4 separate regions of the Homo sapiens genome follow, and regions 1, 3 and 4 are each linked to region 2. Evidence: chromatin contacts called from ENCODE Hi-C data. All regions are on one chromosome and are shown on one strand. Each heading gives the region's core, a stretch centred on a gene start or an enhancer-like site at or near the end of the contact. The rest is flanking DNA. Distances are from core to core; before and after follow the strand shown.

Region 1 (2,700 bases), core at 140-2,639, 1.8 Mb after region 2:
CGCCTCCCCGCCAACCAGCAGGTTAGATCTAGGAGGGGCGCCCGCCTTGAGCCGGGTGGTTCCGCCGAGGCGCACGCAGCGCCCATGCAACACCCCACAGTATCGGGCCACCTCGGCCGACCCAAGGCGACTTGACCACGACTCCGCGGGCGGACTGCGCCTGGCCACTAGTGGCTCCAACCGCGGGGTCACCCTGCGGGCACACAGCGCTCTCCTCTCCCCACTGCTATCTCCTCGTCCACGCTGTCGTCTGCCGCCCCCACCCAGAAGGGATACAATTTTCGCCCAACAGGGACCGTGGGAATCCCTTGGGAGGGGCGCAGACGGCTTGTAGCGCGCGGTTTCCCGAGACCCGCCGCGCATCCCCCAGCGACTGGAAACCCGCCCCAAGCGCCACGCGGTCCTCCCACTCTTACCCGAAGTGTCCCACAGGCTCAACTCTATTCTTTGTGTGTCGATTTCAAAACTGGCCGTGTAATTCTCAAACACTGTAGGAACGTAATTCTGGATAGACAAAATGGGCAAAAGAGGAAGGAAAGAGGGCAAAGAGGTTACGTTTAAACGCACGACACCCATTGAACACCCTTCCCCTCCCCGCTCCCCAGTTAAGAAAGAAAACCTTCACACATCAGACCACACACTAAGCACATGGACCCTTTCCGAAACCCCTGTCCTACTCCCCACTCACCCCACCCGGCTCTCACAGATCTGCTGACCCGAATCTCCCAACCCCAGGTTATGCACACAGGAACGAACAAGTTTCAGGAGCTAACCAGCCCATGTGCAGGCGCGTCCCAACCCTAAAAGCTTCCAGCGCACTTTCCCTTTCCCCGCAGTCTAATCAGGGGAAAGTAGTAAGGACCGAGAAAGACTTTTTTTTTTCTTTTTTTTTTTTTTTAAGGGAAAACGGATGAAAGCGGGGAGGCCCACCTCGGGACTGGGATCCCACTGGCCGACCCCCTCGTGGAAGCCGCGGCCGGCCACACTCACCTCGGGGAAGCAGTCCTTGGCGAAGACATGGAGCAGCGCAGTTTTTCCACACTGACTGTCTCCCACCACAACTATCTTGCATTTCACGTTCTGATTAGGATCCATGATAGATTTGCTGGATAATTTCTGGCTGGCTCTTCTCTCCTTCATTGATGTTGCCTTATTTTCTCTTGGAACAGGAATTTTCTCTTAAGAAGAAAAAAAAAAATATATATATATATATATATTTCTCTCTTTATAAAAAGCAGATATAAAAATAAATCACAAGGCTGATGGGCAACCTCTGAAACGCGGCGCAGACGAGGAGGAGAGCGAGAGGAGCAGGCTGGTTACTCCCCTCCAACAAGTTTTAAGCCTGACTCCTCACCGCGCCTCCCAAGTCCAATTCCGAGCCGACTGCTTTGTTTCACGCTCTCTGCGCGGCTTTATACGCCCGGCCTTCCAATCCTCTTCTTTCTCAATGAGAGGAGGAAACTGATCTGCCTCCTCCCCTTTTATGGAGCCTGGGAGCGAGCGCTGTTGGCGTTGCATGCCGAAAATGTAAGCAGTGCGCCCTCTAGGGTGCCCATTCGGGATCTATTTTAGACCAAGGCTCTTAGACAACATGAAGATCCCAAAGATGCTTTGCTGACAAGTCCACAGGGCAAGGTGGGAAACTGGTATCTGTGCATACTGATTTGAACTACAATCCCTTTAAATATAGTTTAATAGGGGCTTATCTGTAGAAGCCTCATGAGCATTTATGAAAACAAAAACATTTCCCACCCAAGTTAAAGGACAGTGATAAAACATAGGAAGCAAATCTTGGGTGGAGAATAGTTGAGTGGTTCTATTTTTTTTTTTAATGGTTTGTATCAGGTACATAGGCCATGGACCAATAGATCAGCCTCTTTATTCCAGATGCAAGAACAGGCTTGCCTGGGTCACGGTAGTAGACTGGCTTCTGAAACCTGTCAGTTTCAGTCGTACAAGTGGAGGCAGAAAGGTTTCGAGGGGTGGGTACAGGAGGTGGGAGGGGAGAAGAAAGAGAAGTGGAAGATGCCCATGACTGAGTGACAAAGGCCATTGGAAACTCAACCCTACTGCGCTAGGGACCCAAACACTTGTCAGCTTAGTTGCACCTCCCCACATTTGCAGTGAGGGGACTGGTGGGGGGGCAGATTTTGATACTATTAATTCTTTATCTATAGCCTCCATCTTCCCGGAATCAAAGCACCCTAGACTGGACTCAGAAGGCACAAACATCTTTAGCTGAAAAATGCAGATACAACCCTCCACCCTCTCTTCTGTCCTCCTCCACATCCATCTCCCTAGCCCTCCAACTCTTCCCCGCAAGCAAAAATCTTAGAAAGGACCAGAATAGCCCGCACATTTGTTCTTTTTCTATGAGAAGTCTTTCTTTTTCTCATCTTCAGCTCCTGCACCCTAAATGCTCAGGAGGTTTCAATTGTTACAATGTAGTAGCACACTGGCCAAAACCAGCTTATATGGTCCCCTGTGGAGACTCCTAGGCTTGTAAATGAGAAGATAAGGTGAAAACAAACAAATCAGAAAGTTTAACATGGGAAGTGAAAAGGCACAATGAAGAGTTGTCAAAAGCACTGATGTAAGTAGTGGACTGGTAGGGCCCCTGAAGCCTAGGGGATCCAGGAATGATGTCCTATTTGGGGCTGAGAAAATTGGAGCCCCCTCAAAGATCATTGACTCAGA
Region 2 (2,700 bases), core at 44-2,543:
AAACTCTCTTTGTACGGTTTTGTGAGAAATGTGTAATGCTTAAAGACTAACCAAGAGCCTCTTGGCTAAACCAGGTTGATGTCAACAATAGCTAGTACTTATTTGAGTCACCTTGATTTTCCCTCCTCTTGAGAACTTTCTCTAACCAGTTTAGGCTGCAGTCATGCCTCCTTTCCTTTCTCTGAACTCTCACAATTATTGCCTAGATCTCGTTTGGTAATTAATCATGTGCTACTTACTGCCTGTGTCATCTCTTGTATTGTTTTCTTAAAATATTTACACTTTTTTTTCGGTTGTCACTTATCTTTCCAGCTGTCATTTTCTTCAACTATTTACGTCTCTGTTACTCATCTTTCCAGCCATCCTGGCATCCCATTAAGGTGAAAGCTCTCTGAGGCAGGAACCTTTTCTCAGATTTCTTCGAGTCTTCCACAGCACCCCACATTTGACACACATCTGCTACTTCGCAAATGTGTGCTGCCTTGGCTAAATTTTTAGAAGCTGAACTTTTAGGAAAGCTACTATTTTTGAACTCAGAAAAATACCTACCATCCACTAAACAGCTGTACCGAAGTTTGGGTGACAGGGAACCTAAGTTCACTTGTTGCATCTGGCAGCCTCAAACCATGAACCCTCACTGCAAAGCGAGGATGAACGCGCTGCTGCACCTTGGAGAGCTCTTTCGGACAGGTACGGAGGGGAGGGCGTAGAAGAGGGCTGGCACCAGCAGCGCGGTCCAGTCCTCCGAACGGACTGATGGGACTGATGGGAGAGACCTCTTGCACCTCTCGGGGATGTGCGCCTCGGAGGATGCGAATTAGCTTGCGCACAGGGCGCCTTGGGGATAGCGCTGTCCAAGTACAGGCTTGGGTGATGGCTGGTGGGGTCCGGGTCGACATTTTCCCTTCCCGCTCCCGGACTTCTGCACACACGCGCTGCTCGGCGCAGCCGTCTTTGCCCGGCGCCTTCCTCCGGGACACCCAGCGAGAGGGGTGACCGGGCGGCGGCGGGAGAGGCGCACGCTCCCGGGCGCGGGCGAACTTGCGCACCTGGCACCTGCCACACAGCGAAAGCACCGGCCAGCGAGCGGAGGGGCGCCGCCCCCGCCCCCTCTCCCCGGAGCGGACCGAGACCGAGCACGCTCCCGCGGGCCGGCAGCGCCGCGGAGAGAGTGGGTGGGCAGGCGAGGGAGGGGAAGGGAGAGGAAGGAGGGAGGGAGGGAGAGGGCGAGGCGCGTTCCCGCGACGGGGGCGCGCTCTCGCGCGGGCTGCCGGGATCGCTCGCCGCCGCTGTGGTAATGTCCGCCATGTTGGCCATGGCGCAGGGAGCGGATCGGGCGGGCGAGCGGCGGATCTAGTGTGTGGAGGCGGCCGCGGGCGCGGGGGGCTGTTTTCGGGCGGGGTGGGCGCCCATGCTGTGGCCGGGGGCAGTGAGGAGGAGGAGGAGCGGGCCGGCCGCGCTGCACTGAGGAAGGAGGTGGAGGAGGCGGCGGGAGTCCTCCCCCCCTCCCCGCCCGCCCCGCCGCCGCCGCCCGGGCTGTTCCTGTAAGGCGGGGAGACAATGAGTAAACTCTCCTTCCGAGCGCGGGCGCTGGACGCCGCCAAGCCGCTGCCTATCTACCGCGGCAAGGACATGCCTGATCTCAACGACTGCGTCTCCATCAACCGGGCCGTGCCCCAGATGCCCACCGGGATGGAGAAGGAGGAGGAATCGGTAGGGACTCGAGTGTTTATTACCCCCCCTTCCCTCCTCCCCCCTCCCCTTTGTCAGTCGGGCCTCGCCATTCACAGAGCGCTTTACGCTCGCTGGAGGGCGCCGCTGCCGCTCTAACGCACGGGACTCTACGCCGGCGGAGTAGCGTAAACCCTCTCGGCCGGCGTAGCGCCCGCCCGCGGCCGCCATGTTGTTGCGTCCCAGTGTTGTGATTAGCTCGCAGCGCTGCTTACGCTGCCGTAAGGGGGCCTTGCCGTAAGCGGCGGCCGGGAATGGCGCAGGGGATGCGCTGGCCGCTCTTGGCGTACGGTCTCTGTTTACCTTTCCACCTCCCTCTCTCAGGCGCGGGGCTAATTAATGGCGTGGTATTATTTGGCTAGGCAAGATTATTATTTTTTCCACTTTTAACTTTGGCTTTGTATTGAGTTCTCTTTGAAATGACTGTGGAAGGGTGCTTTCAAAACAAACATCTTCCTCCCAGCAATGTAATCATCCTGGCTCCCCCGCCCGCGAAGGTGCAGCGGGATGAGGCGGTGCAGCACTGCGGCGGGGGAGGGCGGGGGCCACGACTACCGAGCGGGTCGTAGCGTCCGAGGGCCGCCCGCCGGCCAGTTCTGCCGACCCGAGCCGGGCGCGGGGCGGACGGGCTCTGCCTGCTCCGCCTGGACGGCCGTGCTCCGTGCGCAACGTTAGAGAGGAGCCGGGGATGCCCGGAAGCGAGCCGCCGGCGTTGCGTTGTCCTCGAGAATTGTCATTGCGAGGTGGTCCTTAGAAGTTGAGGACCTAGTGCATCTAAATTGGCAGTTGTAATTTTGATAATACAGCACCTTTTGGGAAAATTGCTGCTTTTCCTCCGATGGGTTAAATTTTGCAGACGGTTGGATTTCATCTGGCTTGACAGAGAGTGTTTATGACTCGAGTGGTGTTACTTGCGTGCGAAGTTCATAGTAACTGCACCCTCAAGAATTTCTTCAATGAACCTACAGT
Region 3 (2,700 bases), core at 71-2,570, 1.0 Mb before region 2:
GGAGTTCCAAGCTAAGGAATCTGAGAGTGGCCAACCCAGAGACTCGCTTCTTATCCATGAGGAACATCAGAACTCCCAGGCCATCCCATGGAATGCAGGCCATACAGGGGATGAAGGCCCTTTGTTTTTGGTTAAATGAAGGTTGCCAGGTGGAGGTTGCTAGGGGGAGGGTGCTAAGTAAATATTCTATATAAATTGCATGCTTTTTACAAGTGATTGCAGTTCTTCTCTCCAGCCTGCTGCCACTACACCGCCCTGTATGTAAATTCCCTCAATTAACCCCATGTCTTGTTCGCTGACTCCAGGTTTCTTCTTCAGCCTCTTGAACATGGTGCCATCCCTATTGAAGTAAATAGGGATTCAGCCTGACACATTCACCTTGTACTTCACATTTTCTTCTACTGAGTCAGTCTAATGTAACCTCTCTGAATACCTCTAGCACTTGTTTCTATAATCCTCACTTCATGTAATTGTTCAGTCATCTGTCTCCCTGTCTACATTCAAATAAGGAAGGCAGAGACCAGATCTATTTTTTCCATTGTATTCTGAAAACCTAGCACAGTACCTTTCAGTTTTATTTTTATTTTGAGACAGAGTCTCGCTCTGTTGCCCAGGCTGGAGTGCAGTGGTACAATCTCGGCTCACTGCAACCTCACCTCCCAGGCTCAGCTATTCTTTTGCCTCAGCCTCCTGAGTAGCTGGGACTACAGGCATGTGCCACCACACCCAGCTAATTTTTTTGTGTGTGTTTTTAGTAGAGATGGGGTTTCATAATTTTGACCAGGCTGATCTTCAACTCCTGACCTCAGGTGATCCACCTGCCTCTGACTCCCAAAGTGCTGGGATTATAGGTGTGAGCCACCGCACCCAGCCTCAGTACCTTTCACATAGCAGATTCTGAACAAACATTTGTGGTAGGAATGTCTTGTAGCTTTTCGTGTGTGTGTGTGTGTGTGTTTATCTGCACAATTAGACTGGATATTCCTCTAACACAGTACATAAAGACAAGAATTTATATTCCACATATCTTCCAGCTGACTCATCCGGGAGATATTCACATATTGGCAGGAATATGGGAAGGAATTGTTGAACTAAACCGATTAGTTGTATTGGGGCTACTCGTCTAGGTGTGAAATGCAAAACACCCCTATTAAAAAGGTGCTCTCAAAGCCCCCAGCACCAACATCTTATGAACACAAACAGAAGACGCACATTGCCGTCCCTGGCCTCCTGCAATAGATCACTGTCAGTTTTCTTTAGTAGGGAAAAACCAACAGATGATTGTGTGGATTTTCTTGGTTCTTTTGCTGGTCAGTCTGTGTCTGGAAGTGAAACTCCCCTTTCCACAGGATTTCATCATAGCAGTAACCACAAGGCTCGAATTTTGGTCATTGACAGTGCTGCAGCTCAGCTGTGTATCCTAATGTGGAAAAAAAAAAAAAAAACAAACCTGTGTTCCACTCCCTTATGCTCCCTTTTCTTATAGCGCCAAATCCTAAAATGATGTTAAGATTAAAATTGGTTCCTTCTTGAGCAGAGTCATCCTGTGTGATGACAGATCTTTCTCTAAGACCTTTACTGCATGAGAGAATACTACAATGTCATTGAGATTTTTACATTCAGGAAATATCCTTTGGCTACCAGGTGGTTTCTTTTTCTACTGACAAGTTCAAAGTACAGATATTCGGACATCTTCCCTGCTGCAATGCTGTCGAGCTCACTTTAGACAAAATGCAGTTTCAGTTGACTGAGTACTTCCTTAATCTTCCAAATCACACAAGTAATATAAGAAATCAGTGTGGCATACTAGAAAGAGAGAGGCCTTCTTGAATTCCACAGCCTATTATGGGCAAGTTACTTAACCTGAATTTCAGCTTCCTCGTCAAAAAAATGAGGATAATAATACCTGCCTCACAGCATAGGAAGTGTTCATCTGTGTTCCTGGCACACAAGGGATATTCAATAAATGTTTGTTGTTTTCTAACAGCTGCTTTAACTGTTAAACAAGGTACCAATTTAAAGTCCCTTCAAATAAAATCACCTCACAATCACAGAGTTGTTTGAGCTAATGAACACAAGCTCCCACAGCAGGGATGGGCAACATTCATTCTGTGCATGAATGTTGGCCAACAGCATCTATGCTGGGACGTGCAACTGTGCTATACTCTGATTTTTTCAACTTCCCCATGTTTTCATCTCAGATATATAGCTTTTCTAAAATGTATCATGGTTTTACATTGTGATTGGGAGTGTATATAGGTATAACTTGTTTCTATAAAGAACAATTTAGCAATATCTATCAAAATATTTAATGCACAATTCTTTGAACCAGCAATTCTACTTCTAGGAATTTAGTCTATAGATATGCTACCACATACACAATATGAAATATGTAGGAAAACACACATTCTATTATTGTTCATAAATAGCAAAAGATGGAGAACAATCTAATTAATGCCCATTAATAGAGGAGTAGTCAAACAAATGATGGTATGCACATATAGAGGAATACTGTGAATGAAGCAACTATAAATACTGCCAGAAAACAGTCTCCAAGGTGTCATTCAGCAAAAAGAACAAGATGCAGAGCAAAGTCTATGATATGCTGTCATTTGAAGTAAAAAATGATGTGCACATATATGGTGTAAACATACAACATCCCTAGAAGGACACAGAGGAGACTGATAATGTTGGTTGTGT
Region 4 (2,700 bases), core at 138-2,637, 1.3 Mb before region 2:
AGAGTGTGACTTTCTGGTTTGCTTCTTAACTTCCTCCTCTGCCCAACTTAAGAATTCCACAAAAACTCAAGGGAAGATCTGTAAAGGTTGGGTATCTCTAGCATCTTGGCCCCTCGAGCATCTCCCCTCTCTCCAGCATCTTGGTCTCTCAAGTCCTAGGAGCCTTCATAACCCTGAGCTTTAATTGTTTTCTTTGCATTGTGGATTTATCAGAAGTTCTGCTGGCTTCTCTGCCTCTTAGCTGCAAACCCCTCTAGGATTTTTAGACTCTCTCCACTGGCCAAGAATGATAAATATCTCTGGAAGGAAAGCAGCTCACAAAATATCAACTCATCTCTCAATAATTACCTTCTTTTCTAGTAACTTGGCCCCTAAGTTACCTCAACTGTTCACCAAATTCTTCAAATACATCCTTTTTATATTTTGTCCCATTTTTCTATTGTTCTCAGTGGGAGTGTTGTTCTACCATAAGCTAATACATCATGCACTTTAGGATCTACTTTAATGATCTTTTAACTGAACATACATCATAGTTTAACATGACGCAATTTAAGTGCAAGTTCATAAAAGAACTAGCTCCTGTCCCCATTTTTCTGTGGCATCTTATTATTTCATGTGATATAATTTGAATAATGGAGAAAGGGTGGGTCTCTGCCCAAAAACATTTTATTCACATATATTTGTTACTTAAGATCCAACTTTAGGAAATATGTTCAAAGAATTATCTCTGTTCATATATAAATATCTCTAGAAGAAGTTTGGCAGTCATTAACATTGATGACGACGGATATCAGACTTTTATAAGAGGAGGAAGATAGAGGAAAAATAGGAGTCCAGGTCCTGCTAAGGAGAGAATTCCATGACCGGGTAGCCAGGAAAAAGAAAGGAAAGCCACAATGTGAGAAAAGTACCCTGAGAGGATCAAGCTTTTCTATATCCCAATTTTGGCCAGGACTGGCTCTAACCTGTCAGGATATTGTACCTCTATCCAGATGAATAAATACTAGGAAGAAGCTTAATGTTCAACAAGGTTGGATACTCTTCTTAGGGGCTGAAAGGGAGCAACTTTGTCTGCTGGCTTTGTAGAGGGTGTATAGCCCAACTAGGCCTGACCTATTCACTCCTTTTCTAATTTTCTTATTAGTAGACAAATGTTTCCATTGATCCAGCATGTTAATTTTTTTTCCCCGAACAATAATGAAACACATGGAAAAGTCTTGTGCTTGCATAGAAAAAAGTAACACATATGAAAGAAATGAAACTTTTGATCTTAAAGTGCTTGTGCTGTGAACAACATGTGCTAAATCAAACACTTTCTGTATACCCAAACTTTAGTCTTAGATTTGGTTTGGACTAAAGTAAGTTCTATTACTCATTGTGAAATGGGTGTGTTTCCTGTTTCTCTGGAAATGGGTGCTGGTTTGCATCAAGAGGCTTCATAAAGAAAGAGAAAAACCGCAAATCACTATACATGATCAACATTTGCCATTCTACTAGCACGTTGCTACAGCTGCTTCCAGCTTTGCTGGGGTAAAACACTGACACCTGTTATTCAGCGAGGTATATGTGGGATGGATGGAGCCATGAGAGGGAAGCCACAATGCCAACATGCTGCAAATGGCATTTTATTTGTTTCTAAAATTAAATGAAAATGGTTACAACCCTAGCCAACCTTGACCTTGGGCTCTCAGGGCCAAATTTGTTCTAAAACCAAGAAATAACACCTATATCTCAAAGATTCACAGGTGGAAAGAAATGGAAGACTACTCCTACAAGCAATGATTAATTTCAAATTAGGTGAATAAAAAGGAAATAATATTTATTAAACTCCTACCACATACCTGCTAGGCTCAGGGCTTATTGACCTTTTAACATTTAACTTTCACATTACTCCCATGATAGCTGGGATTATTCTCATTTTTCAAAACAGAAATTCATGGCTCTGAAAATTTGGATCACTTCCTGAGATGACCCCACTAATGAATGGTAGGTATGAGATTTAAGGCTGGGTGCTTCTGATTTCAAAGCTCATTGCTCCATGATGCCAAAATATCCACTTTGTATCATCCTGTCTTCTGGATTTTTTGAAGACCTTACTGCCATAGTAGACCATATTCAATGCCTTTTAAAATCACATGGAGGCATGTGTGCCTTATGTTTCACAGCGAGACAGCTCCATACGTAAGTTAAAGCCTGAGCACATAGTTGCCAGGGCCCTGATAATATCACCCTGGCATAAACTGACATAGTGGTAGGCCTCCTCAATTCAAGTTCTGTCAAATCCAATGACTTAATTAAAGCCCTGGGAATGATGGGAATTTCAATAGCAGGGCACTCTGGGAGCTTTCTATAATCTAAAGCAAATACAGAAATAAAACTACAGGAGAGAACCTATCAAAACCACAATATATCTATTACCACGGCTGTTTCTTCTCAGACACTAGGCTCCCTCCTGAGCCTATTATTAAGTGCAAATGACCAGGCTCAGTTACTGTTATTTTTAAAAACATTACTTATCGTGCATTGTGTTCTGAAACTTGTTGACTTATTTTAATTTGCATAATTATAGTAATTTTCTCCTATGTCAATGCTGTAGGATTATATTAGGATTTTGCCTTTTATTTAAAGAACTTTGCAGGTTCAAAAGCACATTGTTGTCATATCACTTTTGACCCTTTCAGGCAGTTGAGAGGCAGTGAT

Evidence for each region. A loop is a pair of places that touch in the nucleus more often than their neighbours do. Pooled maps may share reads with other maps.
Region 1: a map of ascending aorta shows a loop between it and region 2 (4-fold over the local background). The contact joins the promoter of RND3 here to the promoter of EPC2 in region 2. A Hi-C loop is called at or near these places in 1 of 168 maps with a recorded cell type or tissue (ascending aorta) and 9 of 50 pooled maps.
Region 3: a loop to region 2 is called in a map with no recorded cell type, with 5 times the contacts of the local background. The contact joins the enhancer-like site here to the promoter of EPC2 in region 2. A Hi-C loop is called at or near these places in 3 of 37 single-sample maps with no recorded cell type and 7 of 50 pooled maps.
Region 4: a pooled map shows a loop between it and region 2 (13-fold over the local background). The contact joins the enhancer-like site here to the promoter of EPC2 in region 2. A Hi-C loop is called at or near these places in 11 of 50 pooled maps.

What each region holds. Positions count from the first base shown.
Region 1 is chr2:150,486,278-150,488,977 of GRCh38, forward strand. It overlaps RND3 (Rho family GTPase 3), which reads right to left and starts at 1,390. Exons shown (of 6, transcript NM_005168.5): 1 at 1,272-1,390; 2 at 991-1,178; 3 at 417-504. The coding sequence starts at 1,140.
Region 2 is chr2:148,643,458-148,646,157 of GRCh38, forward strand. EPC2 (enhancer of polycomb 2) reads left to right here and starts at 1,294. Exons shown (of 14, transcript NM_015630.4): 1 at 1,294-1,713. The coding sequence starts at 1,561. RefSeq lists silencers at 948-1,527, 2,288-2,377 and enhancers at 1,367-1,871, 2,468-2,617.
Region 3 is chr2:147,635,396-147,638,095 of GRCh38, forward strand. No RefSeq gene overlaps it. Among named protein-coding and RNA genes, the nearest start is that of ACVR2A, 210 kb to the right of the region's middle. RefSeq lists an enhancer at 380-589. Within about 2 kb of position 1,321, at least 4 of the 41 ENCODE cell types and tissues checked have a DNase peak (open chromatin) inside an H3K27ac peak, as active enhancers do.
Region 4 is chr2:147,296,569-147,299,268 of GRCh38, forward strand. No RefSeq gene overlaps it. Among named protein-coding and RNA genes, the nearest start is that of LINC01911, 460 kb to the left of the region's middle. RefSeq lists an enhancer at 1,106-1,215. Within about 2 kb of position 1,388, at least 2 of the 41 ENCODE cell types and tissues checked have a DNase peak (open chromatin) inside an H3K27ac peak, as active enhancers do.